Linked DNA regions of Homo sapiens: region 2 is linked to region 1. The links are chromatin contacts, found by Hi-C or POLR2A ChIA-PET in ENCODE. All regions are on one chromosome and are shown on one strand. The core of a region is the stretch at or near the end of the contact, and the rest is flanking DNA. Distances in the headings are between cores, read along the strand shown.

Region 1 (3,267 bases), core at 296-2,795:
ATGTGTTTTAACACGTTTTAATGTGTTGTGACAGGAAAAGAGCCGGCTAACGGTATTACGGAAGTACTAGTTGGCACAGAGGCTCGGTGCAATTACCGTTCTGCACCGTAAAACGGGTTTAGGAAGTTCCTAGGAGATACTAGCGGTGCCAGAACCGAGAAAGTGACGACACAGACAACTTATGGACTCCGCGTACGGGAAACGTTCCGTTGGGCGCTAAGAACGGTGCAGCAACTGAAAAACCGCTCAGTGGGCGCTACTGGCAAAAGCGTTGCTGCAAAACCGCCAGCTCCGCATTAGAAGCAGAGCCGCCAGACAGAACCCGGGACCTGAAACCACCGAAGCGGAGACCGAGCTTGGCTCCCCAGCTCCTGAGAGAATGCAAGTCAAGGAGTACGAAGCTGTGATACTCAAAATTAGTAGAAGAAAAATGAATAACATTTAAATAAGATAAAATTTTAAAATAATAAATTCTAAAATTCAAATAAAAAGGCAAAGCAAACACACTGGAAACTACCGGTAGCATTGTTCTCAGAGCAAAAGACACAAAAAGAGCATTTAAAAATAAGCAAAAATTAGAGAGAACCAACCCTACAAAGCAGAAATTACAAGTATTGCCAAAAGAAGCAATTCTGTGATTAGGATATCCCTGTTAGATCTAAACCGGTACATGTTACACCTAAGTCTACATTTCTTAGGACAAAAACAAAAACAAACAACAACAACAACAAGAAACCAACAAAACCCAGTCATGGTTAAACCTGTTTACGACTAAAAAATCGTAGTAGCTGATATATCCCGACTTGGTCCACAAGAGGAAAAAGTCGCGTTCGGCGGAAATTGCTATCGTCAAACCGAGCTTCGTAAACCAGAAATCGCTTTTGCCGGCATTTCCTGACTTCCATGGGAGTTTAAAAAACACCAACATAGCTAAGGCGGGACTTGATGTTGCGCAGCTAGCCTTGGTGTAAGAGCTCCCAGGCACTGCTAAACTGGTCATCGCTAAACCTAAATGAATCGCATTCGCTGGTACACAGATTTCTACAGGAGTTGAACATCTCCTGCGCAGCTAAAGCAAGCCGTACTAGTAGGAAGCCGGAACTTGCCACGACTTAGAAACTTGAGGCTTTGGGAGGCCAAGGCGGGTGGATCATCTGAGGTCGGGAGTTTGAGACCAGTCTGGCTAATGTGGCAAAACCCCGTCTCTACTAAAAATACAAAAATTAGCCGGGTGTGGTGGCGGGCGCCTATAATCCCAGCTATTTGGGAGGCTGAGGCAGGAGAATCACTTGAACCCGGGAGGTGGAGGTTGCAGTGAGCCGAGATCGCCGAGATGGCGCCACTGCATTCTAGCCTGGACGAAAGAAACTCTGTCTCAAAAAAAAAAAAAAAAAAAAAAAAAAAAAGAAAAAGAAAAAAGAAACTTGAGGCAGGGCTAACTCTGCGTTTGTTATGATTAGGCTACAGGAAACCCGGAGTTGCTGGGAAATGAGTCACAGGGTCACTCAGCCTTTCTGTGGCGAAACATCGACTTCCTACGACCTAGAAATCGCCGCCAGGGCTAGGCTGGTGTTTGTCCTAAGTGGGTACTTGCTTGGGTTGAGAAATCACATTTTGGCTATTCCCCGACTTGAACCAGGGGATAGAAATCGTAGTCACCGGCTGGGCGCAGCGGCTCATGCTGTAATCCTGGCAGTTTGGGAGGCCGAGGCGGGCAGATTATTGAGGTTAGGAGTTCGAGACCAGCCTGGTCAATATGATGAAACACCGCCTCTAGTAAAAATACAAAAATTATCCGGGCGTGGTGGCGAGCGCCTGTAATCCCAGCTACTCAGGAGGCTGAGGCAGTAGAATCCCTTGAACCTGGGGTGCGGAGGTTGCAGTGAGCCAAGATCGCGCCACTGCACTCCAGGCTGGGCGACACGGCGAGACTCTGTCTCAAAACAAAACAAAAGGAAAAGAAGAGAAAAGAAAAAGAAACGCAGGCACCCTGAAATCGAAACTTGTTAGGACCAACAAGCCAACGACAGACGAATCTGCGGGGTCCTGCGACAGACACGCCAGCCCCGCCGCCACAGCACAGGGTTCTGGAGGTCGAGCTGTTCTGCGGGTTCTGCGGCGGCGCTGGGAAGAGACGGCGCCCGGGCAGCTCCCCTGTCACCGGCTTGGAGGAGCGGCGGGCTCCCCTAGCCCAGCGCCGCCGCCGCCGCCCGGGAACGCCAGGCTCACCCCAGCTGGGGAAGCTCCGAATCCCTCAGATCGGCGACCTGAGTGCTGTCGCCCCGAGAAAATGGAGGCATCGAGCAACGAGCTGTGCTGAGACCGAGAGACCTCAGTTCTGCGAAATGTCGGTGCCTGGAGCTTGCGAATGACTGCGGCCGGCGGGTTGTCAAGGACAACATTCCTTATGGCGCAACCAACAGCGCTGTCACCAAGAAACTGGACTCTGAGAAAAAAGAGGGTTTCGGCCACCGAGAAACTCCGTGCCACATGTGCCGTGACAGCAAAACCGCCCGCTCCGCGCCGCTGGTGAAAGAGCTAACGAACGCCAGGTGCTGCGACAGTGACACCGGGACTAGAAGGCCTCGGATGGAGAATGGGACGCCCAGAGCAAGCAGGAAAACGTTTTGTTTGGCTCAACTAGCGCTGTCGCAACCGGAAAACTGTCAGGCCAGTGCTGCTGCGGATGTGAGAAACCGGTGATCCGAAGGCGGAGTGGCGCTGGGCGCTGGACTCGCTGGTGTGAAAATCTGGCTGCTCTAGGACCCGGCAAGCGCGGGCACCAGGCGAACGCCAGCGACTTTGCCAGACAAATGCATGTCTTTTTTGGTCGCCATTCAAAGATGCAGCCGGCAGTCAGCCCCGGCTCTGAGAAACAAGTGGAGGTGTCAGCCATAAACCCTCCGTTCAGGGAAAAGAGAGTCGCTGCGACGGATCGACTGGCCGTTGGGTGGAACTTTCTTTGGTGGCCTAGTGACTAGAAAATAAAAACGAAAACGAAATAAAAAACTGCTACTGACATTACTCCCACGCTCCCTCCTCAAGTCAGTGGCTTCAGGCTTAAGAAAACCTGTATTTTTCTTGGCTGATCCGTGATCCCTAATTACTGAGGGCCCCGCGACCCACCAAGTGCGATTCGCAGAGGGAAAGGAGCTGGAATAAGGATCCAGAATGGGACGGATTTGGCTCCTCCAGGAAGAAAGCAAAACAAATGCAGGTCGCGAACACTTTACATTGCAGGAAGCTGCTCTTCCAGTGGCCGCGGCT
Region 2 (3,267 bases), core at 417-2,916, 520 kb before region 1:
CCAGAACTTTGGGAGGCTGAAGCAGGTGGATCATGAGGTCAGGAGTTCAAGACCAGCCTGGCCAAGATGGTGAAACCCTGTCTCTACTAAAAATACAAAAAAATTAGCCGGGTATGGTGGTGGGCGCCTGTAATCCCAGCTACTCGGGGAGGGGGCTGAGGCAGAGAATTGCTTGAACCCGGGAGGCGGAGATTGCAGTGAGCTGAAATCGCGCCACTGCACTGCAGCCTGGGCGACAGAGTGAGACTCCGTCTCAAAAAAAAAAGAAAAAGAAAAGGAGAGAGAGAGAGAGAAGGTCAAGTGCCGCATTTAACCATGATCTTAGGATGGGCTCCCTGCATGCTCAGAGCCCTCTTTACCCTTGGGAAGTGAGCACACACAGTGATTTTATGGATTTATACACATGCCCATCTGAGGCTTTCTTCCTTTTTCCGGTGGAGTGTATCAGAAAAATCATACTTCATCACTTTTGTCTCTTAACCGGCATGCCCAGGAAGTTGCTTCTCTCTGGGGCCTGCATTCAATTAACATTTTGATGTTAACAGGTGTGGGCCATCAGGAAATGGCCTTTCCCTGGCGCTGCCAAATTTTCATTTTTAGAGAGGCCATGTGATAATTGCTGAACCATCACCCAACATTTCTAGTGGGTGGGTGGCAGGGGAGAGCCCTCTCCTGCCTTGCTCATGCCTAACTACCTGTAACAGATTCAGTTCGCCATTTTATAATGTATGAGCATGATCTGTGGTCCCCCAAAACAATTACAGTAGTGACATCAAAGATCAGTGATCACACAGATCACTCTAACAGATACAAAAATAATGAAAAAGTTTGAAATATTGTGGGAATTACCAAAATATGTCAGAGACACAAAGTGAGCACATGATGTTGGAAAAACATGGCACCCATACACTTGCTCCATCAAGGTTGCCTCAAACCTTCCATTTGTAGTAAACTCAGTATCTGCAAAGCACAATAAAATGCACAATAAAACAAGGTATGCCTCTCTATGCTCTCACAAACCTCTGTATTTTATCTTAGAAACACTCACAACTGTAATAAATGATTGTTTATTCTTTCTTTCCAGTTAATCTCTAGCTCTGATCCTCACCCGCAAAGAACTGGGCCACCTTCCCTGCTTTATCCCCACTATGCCTAAACACACAGTGAGTGTTCCATAAACACTTGTTTAGTGGCAATAAATATAGCAGACACATTTATTTGCCACTTTATAAGGAAAAAAGGTGCAGATACATAGACGACCTATTTTCTGATACCAAATTAGGAAGAGTTCTCCATCTTTGGCCAAGTTTTTTTTTTTCTAAACAGCTTTACTGAAGTATAATCGTTTTTTACCTTATTTAAAAATAAGTACCACTCCACTAAAACGCGCTCTGTGGTTAGTTCTCGGCTGGACCGTTCAAAAGGCTGATCCTTACAGCCTTTATTATTAATACAACCAGGTCGGGACTGCTTTTGCGTGGGTCACCAGAAGTAAAAAATCAAAGAGGAGCCAACCCCATTCCGAACAAGGAAACACCCGTCCCCTTCCTACACCAATTCCTGCTCCGCCCTTCGTAGGGAACGCAGCGAGGGCAGCCTCCGGAGTGGAGGGGCGGGACTTCCGGCCCTTCCTGTTGTGGAGGGGCGGGACTTCCTGTCTTCCCTGTTGCGGAGCTCTGAAGCGGCTCCCTGAGGGCGCTGGTTTTGAACTGGTCTTGTGCGGTTTGCGCTTTCTCTTAGTGGTTACAGTTGGCGCTGTCTCCGCTTTCCTGTTTCGTGGCGGGCATCTTGGCCAAAACACTCTCCCTGCCACCTTATTCCTCTAGGGTTGTGATTTTTTTCTTTCACCAAGAAATATCACTCGCTGGTAATTTGTCAAACTGAAGAAACCCCTGAAGAAGCAGTGGTGGGCAGGCGCCGACGCTGCGGCTTCCAGAGCATTTTGGCAAATCAAAGCCAGGGACCGTTGCTGGGCCTCATTTCCGCAACTTTTCGGCTCCGAACTGCTGTGAGTGGAAGACTTTTGGTGGTTGTTTTGATCAGGCTCCTTCTGTAACTAGAGACTATAGCATTTTGAAAGAAATGAGATTCTCATTCATGTCAAGAACAGACTTGTGGATTTTTGAGTGTTAAACATACCCTGACGTAATGTGCTGGGTGATGAGAACGCAAGCGGGAATGAGACTGTAGAGATGAGAATGGCAGTGTGGGTTGGAGCCGGGTTATGGTTTCCTATGGTATGCCAAGAACCTTAGTCATTACACTGTTTGTTGTGTATGCTTGATTATTTAAAATTAGAAAACCGCCTCAGTAAAGCTATTAAAAAAAAGACCTGACCAAAGATAGACTATTTTTCCCAAATTGGAATCAGAAAATGTCTTCCATCTATGTATCAGCACCCGTTTTTTCCCCTAAAATACCAAGTAGACATACCCGATATATACGTGTGTGTTTATATATATATCTGTAATCTATATTGCCATTTGATAAGTACGTAAACAGGTGATGTAAAGCACTTGGTATGGTGTGACTTGTGGAAAGTTACCTATGTCATCAATACTAGAGATGGATTGGAGAGAGAAGAAATTCCAGACAGTTGCAGGAGTTGGAGAGTCTATGGCCTGAAAAAGAGAAAGAGGTAGAGAGAGTCAGGTTCCAAAGACAGAAAATCAACAGGACTTGTTACAGGGGCATGGAGTGGAAAGTCAAGTTTTAGAATATTGGCTGCTAACAATGAGACACCATTAATTCAAATTGCAAATTCAAGAGGAGCAGTTTACTTATTTTTCATCATTCAAATATTTATTGTGCCATTTACTATTTGCCTAATACTGTTTTAGATGCCAGAGATACTGTTACATATAAGACAGATAAGGCCCCTGCTTCGGTTGACTTTATATCCTAGTGGGAGAAAATAAAAAGCAAGTAAATAATCAATTTTGATGATAGATTCTATGAAGAAAAAACTTGAAGAGGGATGACAAATGATTGGGAGATGTTTGGGAGTAACTTTAACTTAGTTGGTCGTTGGGCCCTTGTAGGAGTTACATTTGTGCTGAAACCTTGATGATGATAAAGAACCAGCCTTGTGATTAGCCAAGGAAAAGACAAGGCAGGCAGAAAGAACTGCAAAGATGGGAAAGAGCTTGTTTAAAGAACATTTAAAATGCCAATGTATCTAAAGTGCCCTGTAGAAGTAGGAGAGAGTTGAGAAATGACATTGGGAGAGGTAGATAGGACCAGACTGTGTGGCCTTTGTAGGCCATA

What was found. A loop is a pair of places that touch in the nucleus more often than their neighbours do. ChIA-PET counts read pairs that join two places held with the same protein, here RNA polymerase II (POLR2A). Pooled maps may share reads with other maps.
Region 2: a pooled map shows a loop between it and region 1 (7-fold over the local background). The contact joins the promoter of C5orf34 here to the promoter of FLJ32255 in region 1. A Hi-C loop is called at or near these places in 8 of 50 pooled maps. POLR2A ChIA-PET finds 5 or more read pairs at or near these places in 2 of 52 experiments (CD4-positive, alpha-beta T cell and activated B cell).

What each region holds. Positions count from the first base shown.
Region 1 is chr5:42,991,611-42,994,877 of GRCh38, reverse strand. FLJ32255 (a long non-coding RNA gene) reads left to right here and starts at 1,545. Exons shown (of 2, transcript NR_104643.1): 1 at 1,545-3,267. It overlaps LOC105374746 (a long non-coding RNA gene), which reads right to left and starts at 2,603. Exons shown (of 3, transcript XR_007058755.1): 1 at 1-2,603. RefSeq lists enhancers at 1,377-1,671, 1,941-2,070, 2,371-2,580, 2,921-3,070.
Region 2 is chr5:43,513,547-43,516,813 of GRCh38, reverse strand. C5orf34 (chromosome 5 open reading frame 34) reads left to right here and starts at 1,666. Exons shown (of 13, transcript NM_198566.4): 1 at 1,666-2,008. LOC124900190 (a long non-coding RNA gene) reads right to left here. Exons shown (of 3, transcript XR_007058764.1): 2 at 1-2,621. RefSeq lists an enhancer at 1,899-2,058.